Linked DNA regions of Homo sapiens: region 2 is linked to region 1. A link is a loop called in an ENCODE intact Hi-C map of the cell type or tissue named here. Cell type or tissue: Panc1. All regions are shown on one strand. Links, peaks and the distances in the headings refer to the core of each region. The heading gives the core; the rest is flanking DNA. Region 1 holds the start of LOC124909457 (a long non-coding RNA gene). Region 2 overlaps FNDC3B (fibronectin type III domain containing 3B).

The links. Peaks named below come from ENCODE experiments on the same cell type or tissue, not always from the same donor. Only the 100,000 strongest peaks of a DNase experiment are listed, where the experiment ranks them.
Region 2: it touches region 1 in a loop (3-fold over the local background); 8 of 110 quality-filtered maps call a loop at or near these places.

Annotation. Positions count from the first base shown.
Region 1 is chr3:172,660,957-172,673,948 of GRCh38, forward strand. The region is part of intron 1 of NCEH1 (neutral cholesterol ester hydrolase 1); the gene reads right to left. It overlaps LOC124909457 (a long non-coding RNA gene), which reads left to right and starts at 5,503. Exons shown (of 2, transcript XR_007096170.1): 1 at 5,503-5,726. In Panc1, for the core only: CTCF peaks have their summits at 6,066 (motif pointing left) and 6,273; a DNase peak (open chromatin) is centred at 6,065; H3K27ac peaks cover 1,209 bases.
Region 2 is chr3:172,367,036-172,380,027 of GRCh38, forward strand. It overlaps FNDC3B (fibronectin type III domain containing 3B), which reads left to right. Exons shown (of 26, transcript NM_022763.4): 24 at 11,235-11,401. Among named protein-coding and RNA genes, the nearest start is that of GHSR, 75 kb to the right of the region's middle. In Panc1, for the core only: no CTCF peak of the experiment used is centred there; no DNase peak of the experiment used is centred there.

The DNA of each region.
Region 1 (12,992 bases), core at 2,791-10,790:
GCAGAAGCTCTTTAGTTTAATTAGATCCCATTTGTCTATTTTGGCTTTTGCTGCTATTGCTTTTGGTGTTTTAGTCATGAAGCCCTTGCCCATGCCTATGTCCCTGAATGGTATTGCCTAGGTTTTCTTCTAGGGTTTTTATGGTTTTAGGTCTCACATTTATGTCTTTAATACATCTTGAATTAATTTTTGTATAACATGTAAGGAAGGGATCCAGTTTCAGCTTTCTACATATGGCTAGCCAGTTTTCCCAGCACCATTTATTAAATAGGGAATCCTTTCCCCATTTCTTGTTTTTGTCAGGTTTGTCAAAGATCAGATAGTTGTAGATGTGTGGTATTATTTCTGAAGGCTCTGTTCTGTTCCATTGGTCTATATCTCCCTTTTGGTACCAGTACCATGCTGTTTTGGTTACTGTAGCCTTATAGTATAGTTTGAAGTCAGGTAGCATGATGCCTCCAGCTTTGTTCTTTTGGCTTAGGATTGTCTTGGCAATGCAGGCTCTTTTTTGGCTCCATATGAACTTTAAAGTATTTTTTTCCAATTCTGTGAAGAGTCATTGGTAGCTTGATGGGGATGGCATGGAATTTATAAATTTCCTTGGGCAGTATGGCCATTTTCACAATATTGATTCTTCCTATCCATGAGCATGGAATGTTCTTCCATTTGTTTGTGTCCTCTTTTATTTCATTGAGCAGTGGTTTGTAGTTCTCCTTGAAGAGGTCCTTCACATCCCTTGTAAGTTGGATTCCTAGGTATTTTATTCTCTTTGAAGCAACTGTGAATGGGAGTTCACTCATGATTTGCCTCTCTGTTTGTCTCTTATTGGTGTATAGGAATGCTTGTGATTTTTGCACATTGATTTTGTATCCTGAGACTTTGCTGAATTTGCTTATCAGCTTAAGGAGATTTTGGGCTGAGATGATGGGGTTTTCTAAATATACAATCATCTGCAAACAGGGACAATTTGACTTCCTCTTTTCCTAATTGAATACCCTGTATTTCTTTCTCATGCCTGATTGCCCTGGCCAGAACTTCCAACACTATGTTGAATAGGAGTGGTGAGAGAGGGCATCCCTCCTCTTGTGCCAGTTTTTAAAGGGAAAGCTTCCAGTTTTTGCCTATTCAGTATGGTATTGGCTGTGGGTTTGTCATACATAGCTCTTATTATTTTGAGTTATGTCCCACCAATACCTAGTTTATTGAGAGTTTTTAGCATGAAGGCTGTTGAATTTTGTCAAAGGCTTTTTCTGCATCTATTGAGATAATCATGTGGTTTTTGTCTTTGGTTCTGTTTATAAGATGGATTACATTTATTGATTTTCATATGTTGAACCAACCTTGCACCCCAGGGATGAAGCCAACTTGATCGTGGTGGATAAGCTTTTTGATGTGCTGCTGGATTCGGTTTGCCAGTATTTTATTGAGGATTTTTGCATCGATGTTCATCAGGGACATTGGCCTAAAATTCTCTTTTTTTGTTGTGTCTGCCAGACTTAGGTATCAGGATGATGCTGGCCTTATAAAATGAGTTAGGGAGGATTCCCTCTTTTTCTATGATTGGAATAGTTTCAGAAGGAATGGTACCAGCTCCTCTTTGTACCTCTGGTAGAATTTGGCTGTGAATCTGTCTGGCCCTGGAATTTTTTTGGTTGGTAGGCTATTAATTATTGCCTCAATTTCAGAACCTGTTATTGGTCTATTCAGGGATTCAACTTCTTCCTGGTTTAGTCTTGGGAGAGTGTATGTGTCCAGGAATTTATCCATTTCTTCTAGATTTTCTAGTTTATTTGCGTAGAGGTGTTCATAATATTCTCTGATGGTAGTTTGTATTTCTGTGGGATCGGTGGTGATATACCCTTTATCATTTTTTATTGCATCTATTTGATTCTTCTCTCTTTTCTTATTAGTCTTGCTAGCGGTCTATCAATTTTGTTGATCCTTTCAAAAAACCAGCTCCTGGATTCTTTGATTTCTTGAAGGGTTTTTTGTGTCTCTATCTCCTTCAGTTCTGCTATGATCTTAGTTATTTATTGCCTTCTGCTAGCTTTTGAATGTGTTTGCTCTTGCTTCTCTAGTTCTTTTAATTGTGATGTTAGGGTGTCAATTTTAGATCTTTCCTGCTTTCTCTTGTGGGCATTTAGTGCATAAATTTACTTCTACACACTGCTTTAAATGTGTCCCAGAGATTCTGGTATGTCATGTCTTTGTTCTCGTTGGTTTCAAAGAACATCTTTATTTCTGCCTTCATTTCCTTATTTACCCAGTAGTAATTCAGGAGCAGGTTGTTCAGTTTCCATGTAGTTGAGTAGTTTTGAGTGAGTTTCTTAATCCTGAGTTCTAATTTGATTGCACTGTGGTCTGAGAGACAGTTTGTTATAATTTCTGTTCTTTTACATTTGCTGAGGAGAGCTTTACTTCCAACCATGTGGTCAATTTTGGAATGAGTGCAATGTGGTGCTGAGAAGAATGTATATTCTGTTGATTTGGGATGGAGAGTTCTGTAGATGTCTATTAGGTCTGCTTGGTGTAGAGCTGAGTTCAAGTCCTGGATATTTTTATTAACTTTCTGCCTCGTTGATCTGTCTAATGTTGACAGTAGGGTGTTAAAGTCTCCCAATATTATTGTTTGGGAGTCTAAGTCTCTTTATAGGTCTCTAAGGACTTGCTTTATGAATCTGGGTGCTCCTGTATTGGGTGCATATATATTTAGGATAGTTAGCACTTCTTGTTGAATTGATCCCTTTACCATTATGTAATGGCCTTCTTTGTCTCTTTTGATCTTTGTTGGTTTAAAGTCTCTTTTATCAGAGACTAGGATTGCAACCCCTGCTTTTTTTTGTTTTCCATTTGCTTGGTAGATCTTCCTCCATCCCTTTATTTTGAGCCTATGTGTGTCTCTGCATGTGAGATGGGTCTCCTGAATACAGCACACTGATGGGTCTTGATTTATCTGATTTGCTAGTCTGTGTCTTTTAATTGGGGCATTTAGCCCATTTACATTTAAGGCTAATATTCTTATGTGTGAATTTGATCCTGTCATTATGATATTAGCTGGTTATTTTGCTCGTTAGTTGATGCAGTTTCTTCCTAGCCTCGATGGTCTTTACAATTTGGCATGTTTTTGCAGTGGCTGGTACCAGTTGTTCCTTTCCATGTTTAGTGCTTCCTTCAGGAGCTCTTGTAAGGCAGGCCTACTGGTGACAAAAATCTCTCAGCATTTGCTTGTCTGTAAAGGATTTTATTTCTCCTTCACTTATGAAGCTTAGTTTGGCTGGATATGAAATTCTGGGTTGAAAATTCTTTTCTTTAAGAATGTTGAATATTGGCCCCCACTCTCGTCTGGCTTGTAGAGTTTCTGCAGAGAGATCCACTATTGGTCGGATGGGCTTCCCTTTGTACGTAACCTGACCTTTCTCTCTGGCTGCGCTTGACATTTTTTTCTTCATTTCAACCTTGGTGAATCTGACAATTATGTGTCTTGGGGTTGCTCTTCACGAGGAGTATCTTTGTGGCATTCTCTGTGTTTCCTGAATTTGAATGTTGGCCTGCCCTGCTAGGTTGGGGAAGTTCTCCTGGATAATATCCTGCAGAGTGTTTTCCAACTTGGTTCCATTCTCCCCGTCACTTTCAGGTACACCAATCAAAAGTAGATTTGGTCTTTTCACATAGTCCCATATTTCTTGGAGGCTTTGTTTGTCTCTTTACTCTTTTTTCTCTAAACTTCTCTTCTTGCTTCATTTCATTCATTTGATCTTCAATCACTGACCCCCTTCTTCCACTTGATCGAATCGGCTACTGAAGCTTGTGCATGTGTCACGTAGTTCTCGTGCCATGGTTTTCAGCTCCATCAGGTCATTTAAGGTCTCCTCTATGCTGTTTATTCTAGTTAGCCATTTGTCTAATCTTTTTTCTAGGTTTTTAGCTTCTTTGTGATGGGTTCGAACATCCTCCTTTAGCTGGGAGAAGTTTGTCATTACCGATTTTCTGAAGCCTAATTCTGTCAACTCATCAAAGTCATTCCCCATCCAGCTTTGTTCCGTTGCTGGCGAGGCGCTGTGATCCTTTGGTGTAGATGAGGCACTCTGATTTTTAGAATTTTCAGCTTTTCTGCTCTGGTTTCTCCCCATCTTTGTGATTTTATCTACCTTTGGTCTTTGATGATGGTGACCTACAGATGGGGTTTTGGTGTGGATGTCTTTTTTGTTGATGTTGATGCTATTCCTTTCTGTTTGTTAGTTTTCCTCCTAACAGTCAGGACCCTCAGCTGCAGGTCTGTTGGAGTTCGCTGGAGGTCCACTCCAGACCTTGTTTGCCTGGGTATCACCAGCAGAGGCTGCAGAACAGCAAAGATTGCAGAACAGTAAATGTTGCTGCCTGATCCTTCCTCTGGAAGCTTTGTCTCAGAGGGGCACCTGGCTGTATGAGGTGTCAGTTGGCCCCCACTGGGAGGTGCCTCCCAGTTAGGCTACTGAGGGGTCAGGGACCCACTTGAGGAGGCAGTCTGTCCGTTCTCAGATCTCAAACTCCATGCTGGGACAACCACTACTCTCTTCAAAGCTGTCAGACAGGGATGTTTAAGTCTGCAGAAGTTTCTGCTGCCTTTTGTTCAGCTATGCCCTGCCCCCAGAGGTGGAGTCTACAGAGGCAGGCAGGCCTCGTTGAGCTGTGGTGGGCTCCACCCAGTTCGAGCTTCCTGGCCACTTTGTTTACCTCATCAAGCCTCAGCAATGGTGGACACCCCTCCCCCAGCCTTGCTGCTGCCTCGCAGTTTGATCTTGGACTGCTGTGCTAGCAGTGAGCAAGGCTCCATGGGTGTCGGACCCGCCGAGCCATGCGCGGGATATAATCTCCTGGTCTGCCATTTGCTAAGACCACTGGAAAAGCACAGTATTAGGGTGGGAATGTCCCGATTTTCCAGGTACCATCTGTCACAGCTTCCCTTGGCTAGGAAAGGGAATTCCCCGACCCCTTGTGCTTCCCGGGTGAGGCGATGCCCCACCCTGCTTTGGCTCACACTCCGTGGCTGCACCCACTGTCCAACAAGTCCCAGTGAGATGAACCCAGTGCCTCAGTTGGAAATGCAGAAATCACCCATCTTCTGTGTCACTCATGCTGGGAGCTGTAGACTGGAGCTGCTTCTATTCTTGGAACCCAAGCCATTTCTTTTCTAACAGAAAAACGACTTGAAGGGCCAGTCTGGCAAGCTTTGATATGCAAATGCTGGCTATTAGAAATTGTCCACCCAATATGGCAACTCCTGCCTTCTTCTTCCTGTCCCGGTGTGTGCCACGTGTCATGGCTGCCTCCGGATAACACCATGTGTTCAGAACATCATGGCAACCTGCATTTGCATATTAAAGGGCTAAGGTGGGTGGACCAGGTGTTTTGCAGGCTACATAAATGACACACCTGGTCAAACCAATCCCCTGGGCCCTATGCAAACCAGACACTGCCCCCTGCAGCATCCCAATATAAGCAACCACTTTTCTGCCACACACCAAGTTTCTGTTTGTTCTAATCCCCCCTCCCTCTGTCTCTGTATGGGGGAGCTGTTTTCTTCTTCCTTCCTTCTTGCCTAATAAACTCTCCACTCCTTAAAACCATTACATGTGTGTCTGTGTCATTTTATCTAAACTGGTGCGAGACCAAGGACCCTGGTGTTCCTCCAGTCATCGGAGCCGTATCATTTTGGTGCATTGGCCAGGAATTCATTCATCGGAGCGGTGAGTATGGAGCAAATCTCAATCTCAGATCTGTCCTTTAATCTCAAGGCTGTCTGCCGGCTATCCTGTTGCAAAACCTTCCTTCTTTCCTGGTTTCTCTGTCTGCGATCTCTTACTTTCTGTGTGTTGAATGTGTGGGAATTTTTACAGCCTAGAGAAGTAATCCTGTTAGGCAAGATCAGGAAATGCTGTAGACCTGGGATATAGCTCAGGAAAATGCCATTGCAACCTTCTAGGAACAGAGTTCTCCCCTTTTCCACCTCCAACAGTGAGATTACCGGCTAGTAATCCTCTGGCGAGCCCAAGGTATTTCTAAGCCAACAGCGCCGCCTAGTGGAAATAGAAATCCTCTTCATAGGACATATTGCTGGTCCTTTGCTGTACACTGCAATCTCCTTTCACACCACTAAAAATCAGGCTCTAGGCTACTTGTGTAAACAGGAGAGCTCTGTTTTCAACAGTTAGGAGTAAGATGTCTTCTGTGGCCAAATTTTAGTCTCAATGCGTCCCATCAGCAGGGAAAACGGCCATTCGGTTCCTATGTATTTTTAAGGCACCTACTCTGTCTCCAAGACAGTACTTAATTAGTAAGGGGATTTTAAGTACGGAAGTTAACCAGAACCATTTTTCTAGGAGTAAATGCTTTAGCACGGGGCATAATAGCAGGCAATCTAGCACACTACCTCCATTAAAGGAGCCTTGCTCAAAGACGACACAGTCTCTCTGGAGATACGTTTTTTGGGGAGCCAGGCAGATCACACAGGTTTAGGAAGTCAAAGGGAAATCACAGAAGGTGGATGACCTAAGGTTGCGCAGTAAAGCACGGTTAGTCCCATCACTTAGTTTATCCAGTTCCATGGCTTGGAGGACCATGTCTTCAACCATGGGCGGCATATTTAACTTGGTGGCAGAACCCAGGAACCAGGGAGGGAAAACAGTCGAACACTCCCTGTCTTTTCCTCCACCCTAGGTCATACGGAAAGGAAGGAGACTAAGAGGATGCTTTTATTCTCACTTCTTTTTCTAGATGGGTAACAGATTTTCTTCAGCTTGCACCCCTCTGGAGTGCACTCTACAGCACTGGAACACTTCCTTAACCTAAGGACTTTAAAGAGAAAAGCAACTCATTTTCTTTTATACAAGGGCATGGCATTTTTACTAAACCTTTGCCAAGCACTGTAAGATCAACCCAGCTCTTTTAGCAATCATATTGGGCAGTCCCAGGGAAAACAGTTCCCCAAAAGTTAAAGAAGCAACTTCCAGGGAACCATTTGAGGATCCCCCTTATTTGGGCCCCCTTCAAGTTCCCGTCTCATAACAAAACCTTAGGCAAATAAAAGATGACTTAGGCCAATTTTCTAACAACCATGATTGGTACATAAAAGCTTTCCAAAATTTAACTCAGGTATTTCACCTCACATGCAGGGATGTTACTCTCCTCCTAAACCAGACCCTCACTGCAGTTGAAGAGCAGGTAGCTCTGTAAGCAGCAGATAATTTCAGAGATGAGCAATATATCTCCTATAATACACCAAAAGGGAAGAAAGCAGGTAGGGAAAGTGAAAAAATATCAGAAACACCATTCCCAATAGGGAGGGAAGCAGTTTCAGTAAATAACCCTAACTGGAACACCAATAAGCTCAGGAAACAAATGGAAAAGGAAGCATTTTTTTTTTTTTTTTTTTTTTTTTTGAGAGAGTCTCGCTCTGTTGCCCAGGCTGGAGTGCAATGGCACAATCTCGGCTCACTACAAGCTCCGCCTCCCAGGTTCAAGCGATTCTCCTGCCTCAGCCTCCTGAGTAGCTGGGACTACAGGCACCTGCCACCACACCTGGCTAATTTTTGTATTTTTAGTTTACAAAAGAGTAGTTTCTTCTCTCTCCGACTGGAATATTACCGTGATGACTATAGCTTCAGCCTTCATCAGCAACCGTGAGGAAAAGACAGAGGCCTTGGGTCTAATATCTTTGAGACACTGAATTGACACCAATGCTTTCATTCGACTTCTCATTTTGTGAGAAAAATATTTAAAGAAGTATCTGGAGAAGTCCACTGTTAACGTGTTTTCTGTTACATGCAGGAAAACATAAAACTCTAATTGATACTAGGTAGATATAGAGAATGCACAGACATATATATTTTCCCCCCAGAAGGCAGAGCGTGAGCAAGCTAAATATAGCTAGGTATTAGGTCAGTATGATGAAAAATGTAATGATGGAGCTTTACAAAAACTGAATGGGCTGGCTAAAAACATAGCGACTCCTGTACTAGCCTCTCAAGTAGCTGGGACTACAGGCGCATGCCACCACACCCAGCTAATTTTTGTATTTTTAGTATACAAAAGAGTAGTTTCTTCTCTCTCCAACTGGAATATTACCATTATGGCTATAGCTTCGGCCTTCATCAGCAACCATGAGGAAAAGACAGAGGCCTTGGGTCTAATGTCTTTGAGACACTGAATTAACACCAACGTTTTGATTCAACTTCTCATTTTGTGAGAAAAATATTTAAAGAAATGTTTGGAGAAGTCCACTGTTCGTGTGGGCAGGGCAACACGCCAGCTACACTAAATGAGATCTGCCTAGGAAGCAGTGGAAAAAAATTATGTGAACTCCTAAGGGTTATTCCTTTAAACTCTAAGATGCTATGGCTGAACTTTTTTTAGAGTAATTGTATTTGCCTATTTCATGTTATGAGAGGAATTTGCCCTAAGGAAGTAGAACTATTTTAGCTCAGAATGGTAATATTTCTTCTAAAACTTATTAGGAAACTAGAAGGAATGTTTTGTGGATGTAGTTTTCCTAAAGGTCATGCAGAACTTCCAGGTATTAACAGATTTTGAAAGATGAATAATAGCCATTTTAGTGGTTATTTATTTTTTTGACATGGAGTCACCCAGGCTGGAGGGCAGTGGCACAATCTCGGCTCACTGCAACCTCCGCCTCCTGGGTTCAAGTGATTCTCCTGCTTCAGCCTCCTGAGTAGCTGGGATTACAGGCACCTGCCACCACACCCAACTAATTTTTGTATTTTTAGTAGAGATGGGGTTTCGCCATCTTGGCCAGGCTAGTCTTGATCTCCTGACCTCACGTGATCCACCTGCCTTGGCCTCCCAAAGGGCTGGGATTACAGGTGTGAGCCACTGTGTCCAGCTCATATCATTTTCAAAGGACTTGTGTAGCATACAGAATGGTTTCTAAATAATATCATCCATAATATTAGTTGATAGTCCATAATTCTAAATCCAGCATTTTTCAAAGCATTACCAATGAACAGGAACTTTTAAGATAAAGCTAAATATAGAAAAATAAGAAAAGTGAATTACTATAAATTACTATTCATATTATAATTTGAAATTTTGTTAATATTGTCTAAGACAAATCATCCTTTTGGGATAGTTTTTTTCACACTGTTCAAACTACCCTTCATCCTATAACGGCAGACATGACCTAATGATTCTCATTTTTAATCAACAGTGTTGTCAGACATTTCAATGATTCTGAACATAATATTATGACATTCAGGGCCAGAGAGCAAGCATTCTCTACTTGCTCTCAGCTGAAAGCAAAGAGGTTCTCAAGAGCTGTCAGCCTTTCTCCTTTATGTTCTGAAAGCCTCCTAAACTTGTCAGTTTACTTCCATTACACTTTTATTGAAAACAATGAAAGAAAAAAGTTACTACAGCGTTTATACTTTTAAAGTGAATGTCTTTTCTAATAAGGTAGAAATATCACAGAACCATTGAATGTTGGAATCAGAAGCATGTTTGGGATATCATCAAGTACAATAGCCACATCCTGACTATGAGGAAAGCTGGAGGGGCTAAAGGACCTCTCAAAGCTACACATGTAGAGTCAGCAGCAGAGCAGAGCTTAAAGCAGCAAGGGACTCTTACGGCCATCAGTAATCACACTCTTGCTTAACATGCAAATGAATAAAGCTATTTTTATAAAATCCTCCCCATATATTGGCAGTAACTCTAAATTCTAGTCATTTTTTAACCATTAGAGAATAACATTAGAAGCATCAGTAGTTAATGGTAATAATAATTTCCGTTTTATATGGGGTTTTATGGTTCACAAATATATTTTATAAAATAAGTTTCTAATATTTCATTTTCTTATATTGAGGGCTTTTAAAAGAACCAAAAACCTATTTTATGAAAATTTCATATTTAAAATTATAGTTGAGAATAATGGAAGATTTTTCCCATTATCTTTGCTCTCCTAGATAGTAACCAGATAAATGACTTCCCAGAGAAATGCATAGTCATATAAGATAAAACGTCTTTTTCTCTCCATTTTACTCAGAGTTTGATGATGAACTATGACTGGATATTGAAATAATCATTCTTTTATCCTTTGTAGTAAGGCTTACTTTGTCCAGTGGCAACATGATCAGACAAGCAGCTCTCAGATGACATGTGACAATATTAAATTCAATCTTAGCAAGCAGCTTCTCAATTTCACACTTGTGGTAGCTGGATTAACCCAATTATTTTTTGGAGGTTAAGGGAAACTTTTACATTTGCAGAATACCATCCTTCAGAAACCAGAAAGTAGGATTTCGTTAACTCAAAGAATTTTATGGAGATGGAAAGATCAGTTGGTATTTATTAAATTTTAGCACAGAATCAGATGGAGGGTTTAGGAAGAAGTAGATATGATTACCTAATAATTCACTTTGAGTTCTTCACTTTGATCCTCAAAAATGTGTGAAACTTGGGACTTTTACTTAGCATACCTTTCGGGTAAAATATTTTCATTGTACCAGTTCCAGGCTCTTGGTTCTAGCACAAAACCGCTGCTACACACACATACACATACACACACACACACACACACACATATATAGATATATATACAAATATATATATATGCTACCTATATATACACCTGCTACATGTGTGTATATATATTTACACATGCACATATCAGGTGTGTATAAATGTAGCATGTATATATACATACACACATGCACACAGGCACACACATACTTGTTACATATATAATTACACATGCACATATCAGGTGTATATAAATGTAGCATGTATATATACATACACACATGCACACAGGCACACACATACTTGTTACATATAGTCAGGTGCTGCATGATGACATTTTGCTCAAGAACAGATCACATATATGAGGGTGGTTCCATAGATTATGATGGAGCTGGAAAACTCTTATAACCTAGTGGCATTGTTGTCATTGTGACATTGTAGTGCAATTACTTAATTTTTAAAACAAATTTAGTGTAACCTAAGTGTACAGTATTTATAAGGCCTACAGTAATGCATAGTAATGTCCTAGGCCTTCACATTTGCTTACTACTCATTCACTGATTCACCCAGAGCAAATTCTACTCCTGCAAGCTCCACGGTAAGTGCCTTACACAGGGGTAGCATTTTTTAATCTTTTGTATCATATTTTGCTGTACCTTTTCTATGTTTAGATATACAAATACTTACCATTACATTGTAATTGCCTACAGTGCTGAGTACCAAGTTTCACCAAGTATTAGATCTACAAATACTTACCACTGCATTATAATTGCCTACATGTTGAGTACCGTTTCACCAAGTTGGACAGGCTAGTTTCAAACGCCCGACCTCAGGTGATCTGCCTGCCTTAGCCTCCCAAAGTGCTGGAATTACAGTGAGAGCCACCGCACCTGGCCAGGAAGCCCTTTTTAATACGCGTTTTAGAAGGCCTATGGAAAACCAGGGCCAAACCTCTCAATTACTCTAAACTGTCTATAATAGACCAAAAGCCAGATGAGAATCCTGTGGCCTTTATAGAAAGGCTGATAGAGGCACTAATAGAACACTCTTCCTTTTATCCCCTGATTCAGTGGAGAGACAGCTCATCCTGAAGGACAGTTTTATTACACAGGCAGCTCCCAATATTAGAAGAAAACTACAGAAGCAAGCTATGGGACCAAATAGCACCTTAGAGAACCTCCTGAAGGGGGCCACTTCGGTCTTTTATAATAGGGACCAGGAGGAGGCCCAAAAGAAAGAGAGAAAGCTCAGGGGAAGGACAAAGGCTCTAGCAGCAGCTTTGCAGGCTGGCAAAGTCCAGGAGCCCCAAGATGCATCCATTAGTTGCTATCAGTGTGGCAGGCCAGGGTATTTTAAAGAGGAATGCCCAGGCAGCAAGACGAAGCCACCTCAACCCTGTCCATCCAGTGGCAAAAACCAGTGGAGACAGAACTGTCCCCAGATATGGAGGTCACTGGGTTCAGAGCCAGTCTCACAGATGGTCCCACAGGACTGATGGGTCCTGGGGCCCAAACCTCAGCTCCAGCAGCTCAAACTGCCATCATAGCATAGGAGCCCCAGGTGATACTGGACATTGAAGAAAAGGAAGCAGACCTCCTTCTAAACACTAGACCCAGTCTCTCTCTTTTCTCCTCTCTAAGCCAGGCCTCCTCTCTTCCTATAGCGCAACTATAAGGGGCATTTCAAGAAAAACTCTAATCCAATATTTTTCTCAACCTTAGTTGTGGTTAGGAGGACCTATTTACAAATGCTTCCAAGCCATTGTCATAGTAGCTCTACTAGTCAGAAAAGCCTCCTAGTTAACCCTAGGAAATAATTTAACTGTTTACACCCCACATAATGTGGCAGGATCACTGTCCTCTAGGGGGAGCTCTTAGCCGGCAAACAGCCAGTGAAGCAAGAGGTACATAAAGCAGGAGAGGCAGTAGTCACTCTCCCCAAACACAAGCGCTCAATTGGCTGAGCTAAGAGCTCTTACAAGAGCACCTAAATTAAGCAAGGGAAAGGTGGCTAACATTTATACTGACTCCAAGTATGCTTTCCTGATTTTCCATGCTCATGCTGCCATTTGAAAGGAAAGGCATTTTCTTAACACTAATATATCTCCTATAAAATATTACCAGGAAATTAGCAGGTTATCCTCAGTTTTTCTTTCATGAGAGACAGCAGGGATGTATTGTAGGGAACACTGAAAGGGAACAGATAAGGTAGCAGAAGGAAACAGATTAGCTGATCAGGCAGCCAAGTCAAAGGCAAGGAAGCCTCAAGGCACTAACACACTTTGAGCCCTTCTAATCTAGGAGGGCTCCATTTTAAAAGAAATTAAACCTCAGTATTCCTCTGCAGAAACAGAATAGGCCACTTCTCAGCCGCATACTTTTCAGCCCTCAGGACGGCGACAGTCAGGATGGCAAACTCTATTTGCCAGCCTGCAGCCGATGAAAGTCCTTAAAATCCTTCACCGAGCTTTTTACTTGGGA
Region 2 (12,992 bases), core at 3,187-11,186, 290 kb before region 1:
AGGCAAATCAACCTAGAATTCATCTAGATCACCTGGACTTGCTATGTTGAAAGGATTCTACCCCCCTGGGATAGGACATTTGTTTCCCATTTATTCTGGCTTATGATACTGAAGATTCCCCATCCACATTTATAAGTGGAAGCCACATATATAAGGCAGGAAGCAAGCCTTAAAGTAGTGCTTCATATTTATAGAACTAAGTTCATTTCAATGATAAGATTATGATCATTCAATCATCGATTTTTTTTTTTTCTTGAATTACTACTATGTGCTGGGCCTTATGAGGTATGTGGACTATCTATGAGAGCTTATCTTGCTAAGGGAGATAAATTAACATCAAACAATAAGCAGACAGTAAAACAGACAGCAGACAGCAAAACAAAAATTAAATTAGTTTGGCCTTAGAGTGATTAAGTCTATTATTCTTAACAGATCCAGCACAGAAGATATGAATGTCTTTGGTTCCCGTGTTATACAAGAAAAATATATCTCCAAAGTAAACATTTCCATAAAGCTGCATTAACCTCATACAGGCACTAGAATAACAGGATCAGCTTGTGCATTTTAAGATTGTAGCACTGTGCCGATGACTTTGAAGATGCGTTTATCTGTGTTAAATGAAATGTTATGCTGCCCTAACAGAATCGGAGTTGATGCTGCTTCCTGTCCTGACCCCTGTGGGTCTGTGTTCCCTGATAATTTTACACAACACTGAGGCGGGAAGAACGTAAATTCCAGGAATGCATTTATGGTTAATCTGTTGTTGAGGTTTAGTCAGACAGCCAGTGTTTTATAAACCAAGCCTCCCATGAAATTGGGCTGGAGGAAGAGGGATCTAATAGAGCAGATAATTACCACTTGCTCTCCATTAACTCAGCCCTTGTGCCCGGGACACTTTTCCTTTTGGCCAGCAAAATTGGAGTGGCTTTGTCATGTTTACAGGGAGCCTGCCTGTTGGCTATTAGAGAGGGACAGAAAGAATCTGCATATAGAAACCCTGAAAGAATACACACTAGGCAACTAATAAAAATGGTCGGGAACCTGAGCAGCATAGTGAGACCCTTTCTCTAAAACAATTTTTAAAAACTTAGCCAGGCATGGAGGCACACACTAGGTCCCAGCTACTCCGGAGGCTGAAGTGGGAGGATCCCTTGAACCTAGGAGTTTGAGGTTGCAGTGAGCTGTGATCGCACCACTACACTACAGCTTGGGCAACAGAGTGAGACCCAGACTCTTAAAAAAAAAAAAAAAAAAAAGTCTGGAATATATGGGCACTGAGGAGGTGTGAGCTTTCTCAGCGTATGCCTATTATAGAACAAACTCCTGCTTACATTTATCAGACCATGTTGCCAAATTAAATGAAACAGATGTGAGGCAGCCAGCTCAGGGCCAGGCCCTTAAGAAACCCTCAGGATTTGTTTCCAGTGCTTCTCTGACTAGTCCCCGATCCATATAATCATCATTGTTTGATAAATGACATTTTCATATGACATCCACCAGCAGGCTATCATGATTCTCGACATGGGTATCAAATCTCTGTTGAAATCTCAGAACTGTTGCTGGGTTTCTAGGTGACTAGAGGCATATCCCTTCACTTCTTTTTGCCTTAATTTCCCCTACTACAAAATGCAAATAATGATAGCTGTCTTCAGTCCTTAATTGTTGGGGAAAAAAAGATTTTAGAAACATTCTTGGCCAGATGCGGTGACTCATGCCTGTAATCCCAACACTTTGGAAGGCCGAGGCAGATGCGTCACCTGAGGTTAGGAGTTCAAGACCAGCCTGGCCAACATGGCGAAAACCCGTCTCTACTAAAAATACAAAAATTAGCCTGGCATGGTGGCAGATGCCTATAGTCCCAGCTACTCAGGAGCCTGAGGCAGGAAAATTGCTTGAAACTGGGAGGCAGAGGTTGCAGTGAGCCAAGATCACGCCACTGTACTCCAGCCTGGGCGACAGAGCAAGACTCCATCTCAAAAAAAAGAAAGTAACATTTTTGTTTCTTAGAAAAGGAGCATAACAATTTAGCCTTTGAAACCGAGTAGCTTAGTCAATCTTAGGCTAAAATATCCAGGCACAGACAGAGGTGAGAGGTGGCAAATGAACTATTTGAGATCTTAATTGGACCAGAAATAGAAGGCAGATTACAGTTTTACCTCTCATTTACTAAAAACAAAAATAACAGAATGGAATTAGATAGCATTTTTTTCAGGTTGAAACAAGGCCACTAAAACATTAGTAGGCAAATAGAAATTTGGAAAACTCTGGGAAGAGTATCCTTGAAGATTTCACTGCATATACTTGAAAGCAAAGTAGGAGAGTGGGAGATTGCAAGCTTTTCAGGTGGTCTTTAGAAATTCTAGTCATCCTTTTTTTAAATATAAATAAATCTCCATTTTAATACATTAATGTCTAAAGTATACCGAAAAAAAAGTTTTTTTTTGTTTTATTCCTTTATTCTTTGTAAAGAATTTCCACCATCAATAGGTATAGTGAAATTTTATCTCTTAGAAAAGGAGCATAAAAAAATTCCACCCATTAATGAAACAGTATTACAACCTGATCACTCACAAGCCAAAAAAGGTCCATATACAGCCAGGGACAGAGGGTTAGGAAATTAACCTCTTTTCTCAATAGCTGTTGGCACGTTCATGCTTAGTCGGTAAACGGGGACTCTTGCCAACATCAAAATCAGTTTAGGTATTGCACCTTCCCTGCCTCAGGTGTCCCCACATGATGCCATCTGCTTCTCCATAGACATGGTCGGACTCTGTGTTCTTGGCAGAGTGAGGGCGAATACTATCCATTTCTATTTTGAGCACCGTTCGTTCCCAAATGCCACCTGAGTAACATACGAAATTCTCTCTCTCTTTCTCTCTCTCATTCATACACATACACACAATCCATGGAGCCCAGGGAAATTAAGAAAAAAAAAAAGACATGTCATTTTTAATGAATATTGCTGAGCTGTTGATTTGTGATATTGTGAAACATGTTTTGAAAGGTACCATTTGCAGCCTTTAGTAGACTACAGGTTATTTTAGGTCAGCAGGTTAGAGCATTTTGAGGAGTTAATATTAATGTGTTGCTGTGAGCCTGTAGTTGGCCTAGGGATTATAAGATAACAAGGTAGTAAATATAGAAACGTTAGCATTATCTCTTATTTTCCATCATAAATTTAAGTTATAGGCCAGTTAGAGCATTCTTGGATTTTTTTTCAAAATCAAACTGTTTTAAAGAAACATTCTAAAGCTAAATTCTTCATGTATATTACATTTCCCCCTATAGTGATTTAAAATAAAGGAACATTTAAAGATTTAACATGATGGAACTTCTTCCTTCAGTTGCACTTGAGTGCAAAAAATCAACTTTCACAATGTTAAAGCCTAAAATACTGAAATTAAAAGTATAGTCTTCCCCAAGAATTTCTGGAAAATGCCCAGAATCTGTTGTTTGCCTTTCTAGTGCATATTCAATAAGAAGTCATAGAATTTACTTCAATCTCATAAAAGTTCCTGCCAAGTGAACAAGACAGCTGTTGTCTGGCAGTTGAGCCGTAGAGAGTTATGTGACTTGTTCAAGTTTACAGTGAAGGTAATAATCTCTGCATTCTGGCTAAGGTCTGTGTGTATCTTTTTGCTCTTGAAAGCTTGCTCTGTCCCGCCATGGAGTACTCTGACCGGCAAGCAGAATAAAATAAGCAGTCATTGGGTATTCACAAACACATAGAACTTTGTTTTTCATTTTTAAATATCTTTATTTTTTAGAGCAGTTTTAGGTTCACAGCAAAATTAAGCTGAAGGTACAAAGATACCCCTTATCCCACCTACCCCAACACATGCACAGCCTTTTCTATTATCAGCATCGTCCACCACAGTGGGACATTTGTTACAGCTGATGAACAGACATTGGCACATCATTATTACCCAAATTCCATAATTTACGTTAGGGTTTACTCTTGGTGTTGTTCACTGTATGGATTTGGACAAATGTATGATGACGTGTTTCCACCATTATAGTATCACACAGAGTTGTTTCCTCAGTATCTATGGGTGATTGGTTTCAGGGCAACACCCTCCCCCCTTGCCCACCCCCACAAATCCATGGAAGCTCCAGTCCCTTATATAAAATGGCATAGTATTTGCATATAACCTACGCACATCCTCCTGTATACTTTAAATCATCTCTAGTTTACTTATGATACCTAATATAATGCCATTGCTACGTAAATAGTTGTTATGCTTTAGGGAATAATAAGAACAAAAAAAGCAGAACATGTTCAGTATAGATGCAAGCATCCTTTTTTTCCCCCATTATTTTCTATCTGCAGTTGGTTGATCCACAGATATGGAACCTAGGGATATGGAGGGCTGACTGTGCAGAATGTTTCTTTAATCATTGGTAAATCACCAACATTAAAACTCATGCGTGCTTATTGCCATCCGAGTGTCTTGTTTCAAGAAGATATTACAGTCAAAGCTCAAACAAGTTATGGGCAGAGCCATCAAGAATTCATTTAGACTGTAAACTTTTAATGACCCACCCAACCTTCTAACCAGTTTATTTCCCCTTTCCAAGTAAATATTCTTAGTGTAGGAGAGCATTTCTCCCCATCTTTCTTCTCTCTAAGTAAAAATGCCCGACGCTATGGGCAGTGCCTAGATTGGGCGCATTGCCCCATCTTGGTGTTTGCAGCAACAGTTCTTAGCCTGGACTCACCAGGACAGGGTGATCTTGGTCACATGCCCAGCTCTTCTCTCCAACTCAAGAAAACCTCATGGAGTGAAAATGAGAGGGATGCCATTCTGAGGACTCCTTCAGCTTTTCCAACCTTGTAAAACAGACTCATGAGCATTGGTGCTTTGTTAATAATACTCGTGTTAGAAACAATAATATTTACATAGTATTAAAAACAGTAGTATTTATGGAACATTTAATAAGTGCTAGGCATTGTCTAGTGTTTTCCTTCATCATCCCTTTTAATTCTCTCAATAATGCTACAAGGTAGTTACTCTTATCGTACCCACTTTACAGAGGAGGAAACAACTTACCTGGTTATAGAACGCACCATTACCAGACTGTTGAGCCTGAACTCAGACCCAGGCCAGCTTACTGCAGAGCTTATATCATCACCCAGTGTGTTGTATCCAAACTCCCTGCACAGTGGAGCCCCACAGGTGTTACTGTGCTTGTCCTCTTCTTGGTCCTCACAGGAGCCTGGGTCATGGAGCTGATGCCTCTGAAGCTTCATGGGCACAGGCAGCAGGGGATGGAGGTAGAGTAGAAGACCCCTCAGAGATATTGCCAGCGTGGGCTGGGGCTCCTGTGGTACCATAAGGGTTGCCTGTAGCTACATATGCCTCAGCCTGAACTCATACTAAAATGACTCAGTGACTTTATTGAGCATATGGTATGTTCCAGGAACCGCTATATATACATTATTCCTTGTTGCTTTTGTCAGCAAGCGTGCTCATGTCATGAAAATAACAAAGTGAGCATTTTATTTGTATTCCTTGGCCACCAAATTAGATGAGTGATTTATGTTGGGGAGAACTAAATGTCTGGCATAGGCTGTAACAGAACATCACAGATTTAGATGGACATGTTCCTGCTGGGTCAAAAGCTGTGAATGACCCCAGTAGCCTGGGGAGAGGCCTATATAGCAGGAACTGGGAGCCAGAGGTCCTCAGGATACAATTCAGATCCCCAAAAGGTGACCTGTGGCCTTCCTGGTGCAGAGTTTGGGGCCATTGGATAATGCCATATGCCAGGCTCTTACTGTGTCCTAGGCTCAGTGCTGAGGTTTTACCAACATAAATATTGCATTGACTCTTAAAACAATCTACGAGGTAGATGCTGTGCCCATTTTACAAATGGGAGGAACTGACACTTAGCAGGGGTGAATGATGTGGCAGTAAAGCGCAGAGCTGGTTAGAGCACAGGTCTTCCTGGGTCCAAGTCCCTGTGCTCCACTTCCTCCACCGACAGTGTCAGAGTTACAGAGGGGAGTGAAGGATGGTCCAGTCCTTCTCAGCAGCCTAGAGCAGGGGAGCAGCCCAGGGTTAAGCAGGTGTGACTCCTCGTGGAGTGCATCCCTATTTCCTGAGCCCCACTCGCTGTTAGAAACCAAGGTATTGAGGGCTTAGTGAGAGTTTTTCACCATTTCCTGCTGCTTTAGGTCCTCCCATTTCCAGTTGTTTTCTTCCTACTCCAGGGATCTCCTCCCTTCCCCAGGGTTGAAGCAATGCACACTGAAGTATTAATAGTAGTGATCAGCACCTTCAAGACAGCAGGACCCTTCTGTTGCCTTCTGGCTGTGGTGTGATGTCCTAGGGCCTGTGGTGCATAAGCAGGTGGAATCTAAGCACTGACCCTGGTCATTCTACATATAAGAGGAAGAGGACTAGGAAAGCTCGACAAATGCTGTTCTCCTCTTCATGGCAAAGCCTTGCTCTTTGGAATCCTTATCTGCATTTAAAATGTGTAGTCTTCAATCATTGTGTCTTGGGATGCTTGGTATATTTAGTTCCATCACAAAAGGCCTCTGGCTTACTTATTAATGAATTCTGAAATTAAGTTGTCTTTTAAAAAAGATATAGGAGCAAGAAAAAAATTAACTTAGTCTTTGTAAAACAAATATTTGATGAATATTTGTAATCTCTCCCTGAGTGGTTCTAGCCACAGGGGTGTTAACCTACAGAGCTTCCTAGAAAGAGCACCATACAAATGGCCATAAATCACTGGCCCCGAAGAAGGAAGATTCTCTCTTATTTTGCCTCCTGGAATGATGGGAAATAATTATAGAACTGGGATGAAAGAGGAATTATATTATTCTTGTGTTGGCATATGTGCTTTTTATTATGTTTTGGTAGGTCTTTATTGTCTGATATTGGAGGAGCAAGGGGAACCAGACATTACTGTCAGCATGTACATTTCATGCTAGGGTTTACCAGAAAGAAACTTAGAATCAACAGTTATCTGAGGCCTGCTGTGTCAGAGCTTGGGGCTTTTATGTGAGCCGTCAAATTCAGACCTCACCAGTGTGTTCCAAGGAAGCGTCTCTGCCTGTACTTCACTGGCAGGACCCGCCTGAGGGAGAGTAAACAGCCTCACAGATGTAGTCCCACAGCTCATGTCTGAGGCCAACATGGCAGCCTGCTCTGCAGGGTTGCCTCTTACCATGCGGCTGACTTTCCACCTAGAAAAAAATCTGTGTTAGCAGTGATGTCCGTGGTCTCTCAGAACACACAGGGAGTCCTTTCTAAAAATTCTGTCTTCACAGCATTAAGATGATTATAACTAACACATATTGAGTTATTATATATCAGGATTAGCCTAAGCACTTTGATTTTATTTATTTACTTATTTTATTTATTATTTTGAGACAGAGTCTCGCTCTTGCCCAGGCCGGAGTACAGTGGCAGTCTTGGCTCACTGCAACCTCTGCCTACCGGATTCAAGCGATTCTCCTGCCTCAGCCTCCTGAGTAGCTGGGACTACAGGCACGCATCACCACGCCTGGCTAATTTTTGTGTTTTTAGTAGAGATGGGGTTTCACCATGCTGGCCAGGCTGGTCTCGAAATCCTGACCTTGTGATCCGCCCGCCTCGGCCTCCCAAAATGCTAGAATTACAGGCCTGAGCCACTGTGCCCGGCCAGCAGTTTTCTTTTATTAACCCATTTAAACCTCACAATATCTCTGAGGTTGGTTCCATCATTTCACTGATTGTACAGATGAGAAAACTGAGGCACGAAGAGGCTAAACTACTTGCTGGTGTTTCATAGTCTACAGAGCCAATTCCAGTCTCAGAAATTGCATTTACTGAGAGCCTACCAAGTACCCAGATCTTTAGGGGGTATAGAAGAAGTTTAACTAGAATCTATTTTCTTATGTATTTAATGAATTTTTTTGTTGTAGAGAGTAAAATGACATGAAATTGGAAATGACTGTGATAAATGATTTTCATAGTATAAAAATTGGTACCAAGTCTTTCTCATCCCTTTCATGTCATGGTTTCATTCTTGCAGTTCTCTTTCTATTCTTACCTCTTTTATTTCCTTAAGAAGAGGAAAGGGTAGGGAAAACCTTTAAAGTGAGGAAGGTGTCAGCTTTTTAATAATGTGCCAACTTGCTACCTCTGTCTTTAATGTCTCCCTGTGGCTCTTGGTCACACTTCAGAGTGAGATGACTGGAGAAAGTCTTCAGAAGGCATTAGCTATGATCATCTTGCATCATTGCTCAGCCCTTCTGACCTTGGGCCTGTGTGTTCATCTTAGGGCACAGGCCCCAAAAGGACAGGGTACATCAGTGTTTCTAGATGGCCCAATTGACACTTGATGCTTTCCTGCCTTGGGCTGTTTCACCCAAAGCTCTTAGGATTCCTTATGTCTCCCCTTCCCACCTTATACTTGTTTCACCCAGGAAAGAGCCTCTGTCATGCCCATCGTCTCCTTCCCTCCTGAAGGCTCAGTATCTGGTTAATTACATGACATAGGAATTACTTACCATCTATTTTGGCTATTTCCATACACATTCTGAGAACAAAATAAAAGAGCTCTTCTCCATGCCCCTCTCATAATTTCTTCCCATGCCCTTTTTTGGGGAAGGCAGGCCAGTCAAAGCAGTGATGGCTTTGATCAGAGCAACGAGCAGATCATGATTTATTATTGCCGGAGTAGACAGTGGGCTACATTAGAGGACTGCTTAGACGCATGCTTATTCTAGAAAAGGCTGAAGGAAGAAAGAACCACCCCTTTCCCTCCTCTTCTCAGCTCCCTTCTGCTGGGAGCACCTGGCTGCCAGTTCCCAAGTTCCTCTCCATGGGGAATTGCAGCTCCAAGGTGGCCTCCTGGAGCTGCCTAACTCCGCCTTCACTGAAAATAAGGTGATTGAACTGTAAAGCTGAAATCCTCTGCAGTCATGTCTCCTCCAGAGTCTTCAAGGTCACTCCCACTTTTTTTCTAGACACAAATGGGGTCATTTTTGTAATTCTAATTAACACTGTCTCCAGACATAAATAAAATTTTAAATTTCTCATTGCTATCAGCTGTTTCCACTATGTTTTTCATAAATTGGAATGCAATTTTAAACAGTTAATAAAATTCTCCAGTACAAGAGCAAAACAAGAAGTTAAAGGAACACAATAGTCTAGAAACAGAAGATTTTGATGTATTTTTAAATTGATATGTATGTTATCTGTTCTATTTAGATTACAAACTTAGAGTAATGAATTTGCTTCAGTAAATTTCTTTGTGACTGTGAGTGCTATTGCTTATATTATAATTGGGTCTGGGTCCAAATATATATTGAACTTATTTTCCAAAAGAAATACTCTCCTTAGATTGTGGCATGGCAGGAAAGCATACTGTTCCTAGTAGTCCTCTCCAAACTCCTTTAAAAACTGAGCTTTATGGCAAATTTGTAATGAAGATGTAACACTTTCACTACTTAAACCATGACTTCAATTTGTGATATAATTAAGGGCAATTACTCCTGTTAGAGATTGTAGACTAGGTTAGGCTGAGTTAATAAATAGCTGTTTGGCTCTGGCATTAGCAAGGATGTCTTCATTAGGGTAGTAATGTGTCAAGAGTGCTAAATAGGTTGCCATGGTATTTGTGGGTTTCAGCCTGGACTCTGGCTTTCCCTGAAATTAAAAATGTTCAGCCTTTAATAAAAGGCACTTCCTTACACAGCAAAGCAGACAGAACACTAAATAGGTGAAATGACCAGGGCTCAGGAACTTGATTGCAGAGGCTGATGAATACACACGTGGATATTTTAAAGTAAGCATTGACTCTGACAGGCTTTGTTAAAAAAAAAAAAAAAAGAAAGAAAAGAAAAGAAAAAGAAAAGAAAATGTTTTAGATCTGTATCTCTTCATTTTTCCATCCATTCATCCATCCAGAGGGACTGTGCTCCAGCACATGGAAAAGCTGCTGCCCTGCTTCAGAAAACCTTGCCCACACTCAGGACCAGCTAACGCACAGGGATTAGGTCTTATTCATCTTTCAAATCCGCAGAGCCTAGCACACAGCAGATGTTCAAGAAATGTTTGCTAAATGAATACATAAATTCTGCTTACCCCTAGGCCAAATTGGCCCAAGAGTCAGACATTTTGGATTATGATTTTGTTAGTGGCCAACTTCCAGTATCTGAAGACAGTGGATTGTCCTCAGATGCTGTGACGAAGCCCTGGAAATGTAGAATCCATTGGCCTGTCTGTCTAGGAACAAGGCGTTGTGGTTGGATTAACTTATGTAGTGGTTCTCAGCGTGTCCACTGGACCAGCAGGATTCAAATACTGAATCTACTAAAGATCCTGGATGACTTATGGGAAGTTATGTTATTTCCAAAATTTTACAGTTAAACTATATTTTTTAAAAAGATGACAGCATACTGTAGTTCTCAAATATGTTTTTATTGTGAAAACGTTGTTTTCAAGACCCTGGGGGAAAACACCTAAAACATAAGGCCTTGTTTGTTTATCTGTGTGCCTGTTATGCTTAACGTTTCATGGAAATCTTAATTAGCAGAGAAGTGTAAAATAGTCCTGGATCCGATGGGGGAAGGAGCCAAAAGCTGCCAGTCCAAACTGTCCAGCCCACCTGTGCTGTTTGTCTGTGATTTTGATGAACCTGATGGATGATTCTGAACACAGCATTTTTTTTTCTTTTTACATGTGTTCTCAACGATCCATAATCCTAAATATCTCCTTAGCAGTTGAGGAATGGGGCTTTGAAAGCTCTTGGTAAGATCGATAAAAGTTAAAATTAAAAGCATTTCTGGCCAAACCGCAGTTATTTGCAAAATTTGGCTAAAGAGGACCTTATTTCTCAGGTGTCCTGTTAACATTAACTTCATTGCCTAGTACATAGTAGAAGATTAGTTTACACTACCAGATTATAGATATTAGCATTATGAAAAATTTGAAAATTCTGTTTTTTATTAGTAAATAAAAACATGAGCAACTGATGTTTCTAGAATCTAGATCCTAATTAAAGGAGTCTCATTCCAGTCTTTATATGTGCTTAAGTTTATGTTTTTCTTTTATCAAAACATACATTTAGACATTAAGCTTAACCCTAATGTAGCAACTGGCTGATTATTAATTCAGAATGTATGGAAAGCGTTTACCAGGTTGGCCTAATCTGCTCCATTAGTTTGCATCATAATTAATTTCTTGTCATTAGTAGACGTTCAGATGGCTAATTGATTCTGCTCCTTCTTCTAGGTTTATTTCAATCTACAGAGGACCCAGCCACACCTACAAGGTCCAGAGACTGACGGAATTCACATGCTACTCCTTCAGAATCCAGGCAGCAAGCGAGGCTGGAGAAGGGCCCTTCTCAGAAACCTATACCTTCAGCACAACCAAAAGTGTCCCCCCCACCATCAAAGGTGTGTAGACTATGTATTCTTTCTCGCTCTCTTGTGAGAGTAAGGAACTGTTGGGACTTATAGAAAGAAGCTCTTTTCTGATGTTAAATATAATGTCAGCAAGATAGAATCAAAAGAACATTCTAAAGAAGATTGAGCAATGATGGGTTGTCTGGGGGAAATGAGAGACCTTGAAAGGAAAGGGCCTACTGATGACTTTTCTCTGTAGGTATGCATGTTTATCAAAAATAATGGTTAGAAATAAGGGTTAAATTCCTGGTGCTGCAACCCTTAAGACAGTTTACCAAGGAAGGCGTCAGACTCCCCTTTCCTAGACTTTCAGAGAAGCAGAGGTTGGCATTCATCTTTCAGTGACTTTGGTGCCTAGAGACTGACTTAGGCAACTTCAGCAGCCTTTCTCTTTTGGCGCACAGCTCTTGGTGTGGAGCACTGCCTTTGGAAAGCTGTAGCAGCGTTCTGCTCTAATCTCCTGGGGTACTTATCTTGAAGTTTCTTCAAGGATGACTACTTTCCTACTCTGGCCCCTTAATGGGATCAGGTACTGCAGAAGTTGTGAGAGCCCCATGTATCCAGATCTTCCCCATATCTCTCGAAGCTAGTGAACAAAAGACACTCTGCCTGGACCCTTCTTCCACCGGGTCTGCTGAGCCCTCAGCCTGTTATATAGCCACAGAGCTATGCCTGACTGCGGCTGACTTGCAAGGCAGGAAATAGCAATAGAAACCATAGCATGCTCAGCCTGTCCACCCAGCCACTCATGGACTCCTGAGGCCCTGCCTCATCTCCTGCAAATACTGTGGTTCTTGTGGAGGTCCCTGCAGCTTGTCTTTTAGGGGACAGACAGCACAAGTGGCTTATCGAGCTATTGCTCAAAATAACCCTAAGGCTGACAGATAGCAGGGTAAGTACAACCTGCACAAGAGATCCTTGCATATGTGTTTGACTCTCTACTCCCACATGAAGGAGGTGTGTCAGCTACAACCAGGGCACAAAGTCAATTATAGGAACTTTCCAGGACCTGGGTCAGGATTTGGCTTGGATTCTACGAACCTCATAGCTCCTTTCAGGATTAGTTTAGGGTAAATACCTTCCTCCTGCTTCCCTGCCCTGCAGACTCTTTGGCAGACCCTTCTTTATGTGACTAAGACATGAGTATGAATGTGCATACACATGCACGGCCTTGTCAGGTCACTTTGGCAGTAAATGCCCTGGCCCTTTGGTGCAGCTTTGCCTTTCAGTTATAACACAAAAGATGTCTGAGCACACTGTGGCTGCTTTGGTTTATTAGTACCAAGGAAGGGTGGCCACATTGATCAGTTATCCCACTTCAGGGGTCTTTCTAGAAAGTATGAAGGAGTACTATCTTTGCCTCTCAAAGTGATTCTTGGTGGGGATTCATTTTACAAAAAATACAATGGCACATTGATAGTGCTTGCATCTCCCAGCCTTTCTACTTCAGAAGGTCAGTTTTCCCACTCTGATGCATGATCAGGTAGTCTTCCTCTCACTCTTAGACTCAGGAAATTATTGTCATAGCTGGAGGACAGTTTAATCTGATAGGCTTCCTTATTTAGTTTTTTCATAAAATGCT